Linked DNA regions of Homo sapiens: region 2 is linked to region 1. Evidence: chromatin contacts called from ENCODE Hi-C or POLR2A ChIA-PET data. All regions are on one chromosome and are shown on one strand. The core of a region is the stretch at or near the end of the contact, and the rest is flanking DNA. Distances in the headings are between cores, read along the strand shown.

Region 1 (5,171 bases), core at 1-2,500:
CCAGGTCCTCGTCGCGCGTGAACGTCTGCGGGCAGCCGGGTCCCCACCGGAGCCAGCCCGAGGAAGAGACTTCACCTGAGTGCTCAGACCCAACGTGTGCAGACCAGGAGGGGCGGGGTCGGGCCGAGGTGGGGAGAGGGGACCCGAGCCTCCCTCCCCTCAGTGCTCACCCGGCCCAGAGCCGAGATGCTGCGGACACGCACGGGGCTAGCGCCAGGGCCGAGCCCCACGCGGAAGGAGGCACTAGGCGGAAAGAAGACGTCGTCGTGGCGGCAGGGCACGCGCTCGGCGTCCACGAAGAAGAGGCCAGGTGCCTCGTCCCCAGAGCGCCACAGGTGCGGGTCATGCCAGGAGAAGCGGTCAGAGTCGCGGAAGACGGCAGGTTCGCCTGAGCCGGAGCACATCCCTGAGCTCCACGGAACAAGCGCCGCGCCACACCACGCCACGCCACGCCACGCCACGCGTCTGAGCACGACCTCCCAAGCCCCGCTTCGGGACACTTCCGCCACTCCCTAAACCACGCCCCCGGAGGCGCCCTCCCTCCGGTCCTCGCCCCCCTCGACGCGCCTTCCCTCCAGTCCCCGCCCCTGAACATGCCTTTCCAGAGCCCCGCCCCTGCCCGACCGCCTCACCCGCGCCACAGTCCAGGTGCGAGCCCACGTCTGAGACGCCGAATCCGGCTCCTGAAGCCAGGACGAGTTCCCCATCCAGCGGCAGGAGCTGCAAGAGACACGGGCTGAGGCGGCGCCACGCGGGGGTCCGGGCCTGCTCCGCGCCCACCCCGCCCCCAGTCCCCTGGGACGAGAAGCCGAGACCCTGTGCACGGAAGGAGCCCGGGCGAGCTCAGGCCCGGGGTCCTCGGCCTGGCTGAGGCTGGCAGAGGAAGCGGATCTGGCCTGGGAAAGATGGGGCCGCGTGGGCAAGGCCCCGAAGCGGGCACAGCCCAGTGTCCTGTCCCTGAGCTGGAGGTCTCACAGGCCAGGGGCAGAGCCGGAGCCGGGGAGCGAGACGGAGCCGTGGGGAGTCTGGGGCGGAGGTGACTCTGGCCAGGGCCTGTCGCCTCCCCCCGTAGCCCCTTGAGAACGTGCACAGGCCCAGGGCTCCCAGGTTCCAGGAACTAAAGTTTCGAAAGTTGCCCGGCTCCTGGGGAGTCTGAGGCCGCGCTCTTGGTGTGTGAGGGAGGGAGGGAGAGGCTGCATCTGGCGGCCAGGGGTGCAGGAGGAGGCAGGGAGTGTAGCGGGGAGGTGGAGTTGCCCCTGCTGTTTCCTATAGGCTTGGGCTGGGCCGTGCAGCTCCCGCACCACAGAAGTGGGGCCACAGCCCAAGTCTCGGGTGTCAGCAGAAATACGGGGGGTCTGACTGGCCGCCCCTCACTCCCCCTCTCCTCCAAGTGCCAGGACCTCAGCCTCCTGCCTTCTTGCTTCTGCACTTCTCCCTCAGGGGCTGAGGGTGAGCGCTGGGCCAGGGCAACCCTTGCTGCCAGGTTGTGAGGGGCTCAGCACAGCAGGGCGCGCCCACCCGAGGCAGGACCCACTCTTCGGCCCTTCCAGGAGCACTGCACCTGAGCAAGAGGCCAACACCCCCAGCGACGTGAGGTCACACTTCAGTTCCGTGCACACCTGAGGGTGTGGCACTGCCAGCAGGGCAAGTCCCCCCACAGGTGCAGAGGTGGAGCCGTGGGGACGGAATGTGTCATAGCTCAAAGCGCCTCAGGAACAGGGAGGGGTTCCCAGGAGGAAGCATACCAAGAACACCGTTTTTTAAAGAACGAAGGGGAAAAATAGAAACGTAACATAATAGTTGAACAGACGAGCACAGTAGGTAAGGCCAGGAGTTTGAGATCAGCCTGGTGAGAAACATAGTGAGACTCCATCTCTACAAAAAATTTAAAAATAAAAAGAGGATATAATTTTTAAATATAGGGCAACATTTATAATAGAAACCAAACTTAAGGCCAGGAGCGGTGGCTCATGCCTGTAATCCCAACACTTTGGAAGGCCGAAGCGGGCATATCACTCGAGCCCAGGAGTTCAAGACCAGCCTGGCCAACATAGTGAGACCCCCATCTCTACAAAAACTACAAAAATTAGCCGGGCGTGGTGGCACAAGCCTGTAGTCCCAGCTACTCGGGAGGCTGAGGTGGGAGGATTGTTTGCGCCCAGGGAGGTCAAGGCTGCAGTGAGCCGTGATCACGCCATTGCACTCCAGCCTGGGCAACAGAGTGAGACCCTGTCTCAAAAAAACAAACTTAACAAAGTATTGATGAATTAACCAATACAATATAAGACCTCTACAGGGAAAACTTTAAGATGCTAAAGAGGCCATGGATGACCTGAAATATTTAGAGAGAGTCCGTCCATGCTCTTGAATGGATGGCTTGACAGCATAAGGCTGTTATTTATCCCAATCAAAATTCCTGTAGTCTCAGCTACTTGGGAGGCTCAGGCAGGAGAATCGCTTGAGCCCGGGAGGCAGAGGTTGCACTGAGCCGAGATCACACCACTGCACTCCAGCCTGGGTGGCAGAGCAAGACTCCATCTCAAAAAAAAAAAAAAAAAAAATCCAGGGTTTTTTTGGTGGTGGTGGTGGTAGTTGTTACCTGGCAAACCTATTCTACAATTTATCTGCAACAATGAGATCCACAAAGAACCTTGGAGCAGGAGTGAAGGGGATGGATATTAAGCCATCCTGCAGAGCCACTGTGTGGATAGTGTAGGGTCGGCAAAGCGGCCTGTGGACTTGAAGACAAGGCTCAGAGAGACCCACAACACCCAGGCACACGACGGATTCCAGCAGTGCTAGAACAAAAGGGCAAGGCGGAGGATGCTGGAAGCTGGGTTCACTCTAAGGAGAGAAACACAGCAGGAGCCCTCGCTGGTGCACGTGCCCCATAGGTACACAGTCCATTACCATTGTGACTGAGGAGCAGACGCGATTCTCAAACGAAACAGAAAAAACACAGTTCTAAGGTAAGGCGTTTTGCATTAGGTCGATTAAAATGAAGGTTTCTGTTCAGCACAGGACACTGCAGGCAAGTCCACAGTGAGCAGACTTGCAAAGCCTCCAGCCAAGGCAGGGGGATGGGTGAAAGACAGGAGACTCCCCCAACAAGAAAGCAGGCAAAAGGTAGAAATGGGAGGAAGGGCAAGGAAAAGGAAAATCGCAGGGAGGGACGCTCCCAACCACAGAATTACAAAGTAAGGCACTGATGTGCACGGCCTGTTACTCGGGCCTCATCTAGGCAGATGGATGAAGCTGGGAGCCAGGGGTGTGGAGGGCAACATAGCCGACGCGGGCAGGGGATGGGGGTGCTTGGGCGGCTCTGGGTGAATTCGGCCTCTGCAGGCTGGGACCCTGGGGCCACTGTCCCCTGCCCCTGCGCTGTTCCCACCGGCCAATGGATGATCAATGAATGAATTATTGAATAGATGAATGAATGGAGTATTGCCTCCTTTCAGAGCCCAAGTGCTTCCAAAGGAGATCATGAAAGTAAGGAGGCCGGCAGGGGAGGGGAGTAGGGGGAAATCCATGCCCTGGAACCCCCAGCCCAGCCTGACTCCTCTGCCCACAGGTCCCCCATCAGCTCCCAGTGCCCCCCTCACTCGGGCTGCCTGGTTGCCAAGGTTATGCGTGGGTTCTGGGGGCCGGGCCACAAGGGGCAACCGCCTCCCTCTCCCTGCCCTCCTCCTGTTTCCCGGGTGGGAGCGTCGCCATCTTGCTGTGGGTGCCCTCCCCAGTGTGTGGCAGCTTTTGGGTTAAGGCAGCTTTGGAAAACCTGAAGGAAGGAACCAAGCGGCCCTGGGGTGGAAATGAGGCCCAGGGTCCCTGACCCCGCATGGGGCAGGAATGGGCCAGGCCAAGCCCATTGAGCCATCCTCCCCACCCGCACACGCGGGGGCCCCAGGCCTGGACCCCACATCTGGAGCCGACACCCCGACCCAGCTCACCAGTGACCCTCACTCAGGAGTGACTGAGCTGGCAGGTGTGCAGGTGACAGGATGAGGACGCAGCCCAGGAGTGGCTGTGAAGGGGCTGGAAGGAAGCTTTTGCCCAGAGGCTTGGCCTGCAGGCCCCACAGTCACCCTGGAAGCTGGTGGGCTGCCGATGCAATGGGACAGTGGCCACCGAGGATACTCAACCAAGCGGGCAGGCTGTGTGCCAGTGAAGCTGTATTTACTGTCGCTGAGGTGTGAATGTCATATATTTTTCAAGTGCCACAAAAGATTGTTCTTTTTTTCCCCAACGATTACAAAGTGTAAAAACCGTTCCTTGCTCCACCCGTAGGGGCTGCATTTGGCCTGTAGCTTGCGGAACTCCACCTTAAACAAGGAAATTAGCTTCTTTCTCTGGGGCCTTATCAGAGCCTTTAATACGTGATGAAGCTCCAGGAAAGTGCAGGCTGCAGCATTTCCCAAACTTACCTACTCATGGAACCCGCTTTCCTCCCAGTTCCCATCATGTTCTTGGAGTGTTGTGTGAAGCAGTTTGAGAAAAAGGTCCCCTAGGGCAGCAGTCCCCAACCTTTTTGGCACCAGGGACCAGTTTTGTGGAAGACAGTTCTTCCATGGACTGATGGGAGTGGGGAAGGTTTCAGGATTAAGCTGTCCCATCTCAGATGTCAGCCACTTAAGGAGTGCACACCCACCCAGGCCCCTCGCTGGCGCAGTGACAATAGGGGTCCCTAGGAGAATCTGATCTGATCTGAAGGGAGGCAGAGCCAGGCAGGAGTGGGCTCGCCTCTTCCTGGGCGGCCACTTCCTAACAGGCCAGGGACCCGGATGGTGGGTAGAGGGGGGGGTGTTGGGGACACTTTCCCTAGTGTTCTAAAGATGGAGCTTTAGGCACCAGGACAAGGCAAGGCTTTGGGGGAAGGGCATGGAGCAGGCGCTTCCTGGGAAGACCACCCACTGCTGGGCATCACAAGGGCTGTGGGGACAGGGGTGCCTCCCATCCCTCCCAGGACACAGCCTGGCTGGGACCATGGGACCAAGCTCCCCTAGGTTCCCCCCCACTCCCTGCCTCCTAGAATATTCTCCAGAGGCCAAAGTCCCAGTCCTGCAGTGCCTCCATGCCGGTGGGGTCCGCCCTCAAGGCACAGCAGTCCCTGAAGGCGCTTCAGAGACTCTGTGAACCCCCAGCCCAGTGGCAGTAGCAGCCCGGCCTTACCATGT
Region 2 (5,420 bases), core at 173-2,672, 58 kb before region 1:
GGGACAGACCTGTGTTTATGTTCCTGCTCCAGCACGTGCTGCTCTGTAACTGTGGGCAGTTGGCTCAGCTTCCATGTCTTCATCTATAAAGTGCAGTTTTGGGGGTATGGGGCGGTTTGCAGCAGTCTTCCCCCAGATCGCCACCTGCCTCCTGGACCTCGTCTGGCCACTGCCGTCTCTTTGTGTGGCAGCCCCCAGCCAGCTTCCTCCACACGTGTCCCTCTGTCCCTTTGTCCCATTCCTGTTTTCCGTGGTACTCAGCACAGAGCTTGCACCGTGTGAGCCTGCCTGAGACAGCAGTGCCTATTTGTGTTTGCAAGACCTCAGCTCGTGTGCAGGCTTCATGAAGGCAGGGGCAGCGTTGTCACGTGCATAGGTGGGTGGGCTGGAGAGCAGTGCCTGGCACCAAGGAGATGCTCAGGAGGGGCTCGTTAGCTGGGTGGGCAGACGAGTAGGAATCGTCACAGGGCCTCGCCAGGGTAACTGGGGACTAAACGAGGGGCAGTGATACGACTTCGGCTGCCACCATGCCAGCTGAATGTCACACAGAGGCATTTGTACTGGATGGTGACAGCTGTTCACAAGAGGATATTAGCATTTATTCATCTGATCACCACTAGTTAAGGGCTTTGATCTACCTAATGTGTTGCATGGAGATGGTTAATTTGTGTGTTTATTTTACAAACAGAGACATTAAACCTGACAATGTCCTTTTGGACGTGAATGGTCATATCCGCCTGGCTGACTTTGGATCATGTTTGAAGATGAATGATGATGGCACTGTAGGTATTTTTGTTGGAGATTTTCCATTTGGTTTTGGGTTTGGCATATAGTCAGAAGGGAAGTTTTCAATTTGAGGTACAATTAAGAAACCAAGTATATTAATTCAGAAAATGAATCCATTTTGGAGATAGTTGAAATTTTCTGTTTGGGGAGTTTTGTTTCCCAAATAAAAATTAAGTTGGAAAGCATCTTTATTGCTTTTTATGTTTACAAAAGTAATATGTGTGCCTTCCAGAATGGGAGTTGTCAGGTTTCCTCAATCCCAAGGTGGCTAAAAGCATGCCAGCCCTGTAGCAGATCGAGGGCGCTCCCTGCTTCTTCCTTAAAGGGCCCTGTCCAGGCTGGTCGGGTGGGCAGGCATTAACCATGTAACTGTACTTTCTCACTTGTGTTGGGGCAGGTAACTTCCTGCTAGGGGTTTCCTCTCTATGGGTGTTGTAGACCTAGAAATAGAGTCCTAGGTGCTCAGTGTTACGGGGCCAGCTGACACTCCCGCCAGCAGGGAAAGAACAGGAGGTTGCCCCCGGATCGGCTATCACCAGGAGACCCAGGCTCAGGCCACAGGCCCTGTGGTCTCCACCCCGCAGTCAGACCAGCGTCATGGCCGAGTAGCCTGATGGGGGCAGTCCCAGCTCTGCTCACACCCTGTTGGCAGCTGCTTGCAGCAAACTGCTTTCACTGCGTCTGTGGCCACTGTTGCAGTTTTGTTCTTACATGTTTGGAGTCTTTTCTTTTTTGAAACCTACACTTATCATAAGGTCTAACATCAAATAGTTTTCCGAGAGAGCAATCCCTTTCTTGCCTACTGGCGGATTTTCAAGCAGTAGTGGAAGCACCCATGTGACTGGCTTCAGTTGACAGCGTTTTATAAGAAATAAAGCAGTTTGCTCATTTTCATTCCACAAAGCCAGTCTCTTGTTTTTAATAGTCTTGACCACATATTGATTAATTGGTAGGCGGGTGCTGTCCTCCACTCCAGTCTTCCAGTGACTAGAACAGGTCTGAACCAGAACATGGGTTACCCTCCACACCTCCACACCACCCTGTCACAGTATAACCAGAGCATGGGTTACCCTCCTGACCTCCACACCACCCTGTCACGGTATAACAAGAGCATGGGTTACCCTCCTCACCTCCACACCACCCTGTCACGGTATAACCAGAACATGGGTTACCCTCCTCACCTCCATACCACCCCGTCATGGTATAACCAGAACATGGGTTACCCTCCTCACCTCCACACCACCCCGTCATGGTTTAACCAGAGCATGGGTTACCCTCCACACCTCCACACCACCCTGTCACAGTATAACCAGAGCATGGGTTACCCTCCTGACCTCCACACCACCCTGTCACGGTATAACCAGAACATGGGTTACCCTCCTCACCTCCACACCACCCCGTCATGGTATAACCAGAGCATGGGTTACCCTCCTCACCTCCACACCACCCCGTCATGGTTTAACCAGAGCATGGGTTACCCTCCTCACCTCCACTCCACCCCGTCACAGTAGTTGTTCATCGTGGAGTCACCGCCCAACACCCCAGTGGTCCCGCTGTCTGTAGGAGCTCCTGTGGGCTGGCCACGCACTCGTGCAGGGAAGTGATAGAGGTGGAGTTCTCTGCTGATCCATTCAGCCTGAGCAGTTCTCACACCACTGGCTCTGGGGTGCTGCTTGGACCCTGTGTCTCTCTTCCCAGAGGGGACCCTCGGGAGAGCCTGGCCTTCCCCAGACAGGCCTGTGGTTGTTGTCTCCAGTTCCTGCCTGAGCCTCAGTCTTAGAGACTCAGCCCGTCAGGATGGCCCTATACTCTCCATCGTTCTCTCTGCTTGGATGATTTCTCAGCTTCACCAGGCTCCTCCCGCTTGCTCTGAGGTGGCCCGTGCCCTCGCAGCTTTCTGCAGAGGTGTCACTGTACTCTGGCACCTGCCTGCTGATGTAGATAGCAGGGGAGCTGTTTTCTCCCTTGCGGGGGTAGGAGCGGTCTTAGCCTCCTGGTGCGCTGTCCAGGGAATGCCTGAGCACCCGGCTAATGCCTGGACCAACTTCTGCATGTTCCCATGAGGAAGACCACAGGGTCGGCTGCAGGTGAGCAGCCTTAGTACCCCCAGAAGCTTATTAGAAATGCAGCCTCTTGTGCCCCACTGGAGTCTTTATTCTAAAAACAGACCCTACACAAGACTCCCTGCGTGCTGCACATGAAAATCAGAAAGGCTGGCCTGTGCACATGTGGCCCCTGCATCACACTGGGAGCAGTGACAGAGAGTGGGAAATGCCAACCCTGGGGGATTGGAGAGGCACTGTTTGGGGCTGTGGCTGGTATTTGGGTATTGACAGACCATGTGTACAAGAGTTTCATGCATTCTGGGAGCCGCATAATGTTTAGTGCTTCAAAAGGATATTTATTTGCATTGAATTTTGCATTATTGAGGTTTTTAAATTCCGTTTTGTTTCGTTAGAGACAGGGTTGGGGACCATGTTGCCCGTGTTGGCCTTGAGCTCCTGGGCTCAAGCGGTTCTCCGGCCTCAGCCTCCCAAGTAGCTGAGGCTACAGGCTCGAGGCACTATACTCAGCTTGAATTACTGGGTTTAAAAAACACGATCATTCATCAGTTTTATTCTATGATTATTTCATTTTCTGCCTCCGCTATATTTTAGAGAAAGTAGTTGGAAATATGTGATTGGAGATGCCCTAGGGTTTCCTTCAGCACCTCCTTCTCCCCTAAGGTGCAGTCCTCCGTGGCCGTGGGCACACCTGACTACATCTCGCCGGAGATCCTGCAGGCGATGGAGGACGGCATGGGCAAATACGGGCCTGAGTGTGACTGGTGGTCTCTGGGTGTCTGCATGTATGAGATGCTCTATGGAGAAACGCCGTTTTATGCGGAGTCACTCGTGGAGACCTATGGGAAGATCATGAACCATGAAGTAAGACGTTGCATTTTTTTTTTTTTTTTGGTACCTGGCTCAGGCCTAAAGTACAGAGAGCACAACTAGTGCAGGAAGATCCGTTAGGAAGCAACGCGAGTAGTTGAGGAAGAGGTGACGGGGTTTGGACCAAACTGGGGACAGGCAGATTGGAGTAGACATTGGAGAGGGCATCCAGAGGCGGGGTCGGCACCAGGAGATGTGGGCGCCAGAGGAAGGGGAAGGAGGTTCTGAGGGTGACCCCCACCCCCACTCTCAGGGGAAGGACGCTGGCCTGCTCCAAGCTGGCTTCCTGGAGGGAAGGCAGGTTTCTGTAGACAGACGCGTCGTCTGCACAGGCGCATGGAGTGAGGCGCCCGGGGGTAGCCAGTGGGGAGGTCCAGGTGGGCCCTTTGACCTGTGGCTCTAGATTCACTGGTTAGGTGCCAACTTTGATTCTCAAGTCTGTTCCCCAGAAATCAGTCCCTGTAAATGATCATGTGTCTCCAGATGGTGGAGCCCTTCATCCTCCCCATCCTGTTTCCTCTTTTCCTCCTTCCCTTTCCGAACTGTTCACTTTCTCACTTCCATGTCACCTCTCTCCACCTCCTTTGTTTTCCTTTTTATCATTTTCTCTTCTGTCTGATATTTTTTATTTCTTTTTAAAAATTTTCCTTAGTCATGTGTCTTTCTTTTTTGAGATGGAGTCTCACTCTGTCGCCCAGGCTGGAGTACAGTGGCGCAGTCTCGGCTCACTGCAACCTCTGCCTCCCGAGTTCAAGCGATTCTCCTGCCTGTCTTTTTATCTTTTTTTTTGAGACGGAGTTTCGCTCTTGTCGCCCAGGCTGGAGTGCAATGGTGCAATCTCAGCTATGCCTCCCAGGTTCAAGCGATTCTCCTGCCTCAGTTTCCTGAGTAGCTGGGATTATAGGTGCCTGCCACAACACCTGGCTAATTTTTTTGTATTAGTAGTAGAGACAGGGTTTCACCATGTTAGCAAAGCTGGTCTCAAACTCCTGACTTCAGGCAATCCACCCACCTTGGCCTCCCAAAGTGCTGGGATTACAGGCGTGAGCCATCGCACCCAGTCAGTCATGTGTCTTCCTAATGCCGATTTCACCCTCTCTACCAGCGTGCTCATAGCATTTCCCTCCCCGCTGTCTCCTGTGCACATGACAGATCCCAGAATGATCCTGATTGAGTGCTGGCCTGTCCTCCAGCCAGGGCCTCCCACAGTTCGCTCTCACAGGGAGCAGATTAACACTGAAGCGGGAACTGGTTTTCCATTTAACTCCAAAGCAAAGCAAAAGTTACAGTTTTAAAAAACGTTTTTCCCAAAGTAGAAGCATATTTTTATTTGTAAATTAATATATACCCCCTATAAAAACTTCAGACAATGCAAAAATGCATATTGTAGATAATGAAAATTGTCTCATCCACTTCTTAGTGACAAATTCTGTTAAAGTAACAACTGGGACTTCGTTATTACTAAGAGCCTGCCAGCAGTCACTGAGTGCCGACCACCTGTGGGCTCTTGGGTCAGGCACTCCGTGAAGCAGGTGACATTGTTCTTCCTTTCTGTAGATGACAGAGGTGGTGGCTCAGCTCTCAGCCCACTCTACCATGAGGGTGTGTGGCCTCGGCAGACCTCAGCTCGTGTGTGTGCGTGCGCATGTGTGTGTTTAGATACGTGGCATCATGTTACATATCAACAGTTTTTTGTCATTG

The links. Hi-C counts contacts between places; a loop is a spot of excess contacts on that map. ChIA-PET counts read pairs that join two places held with the same protein, here RNA polymerase II (POLR2A). Pooled maps may share reads with other maps.
Region 2: a pooled map shows a loop between it and region 1 (2.4-fold over the local background). The contact joins two enhancer-like sites. A Hi-C loop is called at or near these places in 2 of 50 pooled maps. POLR2A ChIA-PET finds 5 or more read pairs at or near these places in 3 of 52 experiments (A673, AG04450 and Caco-2).

The regions. Positions count from the first base shown.
Region 1 is chr14:102,923,975-102,929,145 of GRCh38, reverse strand. AMN (amnion associated transmembrane protein) reads right to left here. Exons shown (of 12, transcript NM_030943.4): 3 at 5,167-5,171; 4 at 633-720; 5 at 171-388; 6 at 1-25. Among named protein-coding and RNA genes, the nearest start is that of AMN, 3.9 kb to the right of the region's middle. RefSeq lists silencers at 658-847, 4,698-4,896. Within about 2 kb of position 1,250, at least 8 of the 41 ENCODE cell types and tissues checked have a DNase peak (open chromatin) inside an H3K27ac peak, as active enhancers do.
Region 2 is chr14:102,981,849-102,987,268 of GRCh38, reverse strand. It overlaps CDC42BPB (CDC42 binding protein kinase beta), which reads left to right. Exons shown (of 37, transcript NM_006035.4): 6 at 689-782; 7 at 3,513-3,713. Among named protein-coding and RNA genes, the nearest start is that of AMN, 62 kb to the right of the region's middle. RefSeq lists enhancers at 1-192, 193-827. Within about 2 kb of position 1,422, at least 2 of the 41 ENCODE cell types and tissues checked have a DNase peak (open chromatin) inside an H3K27ac peak, as active enhancers do.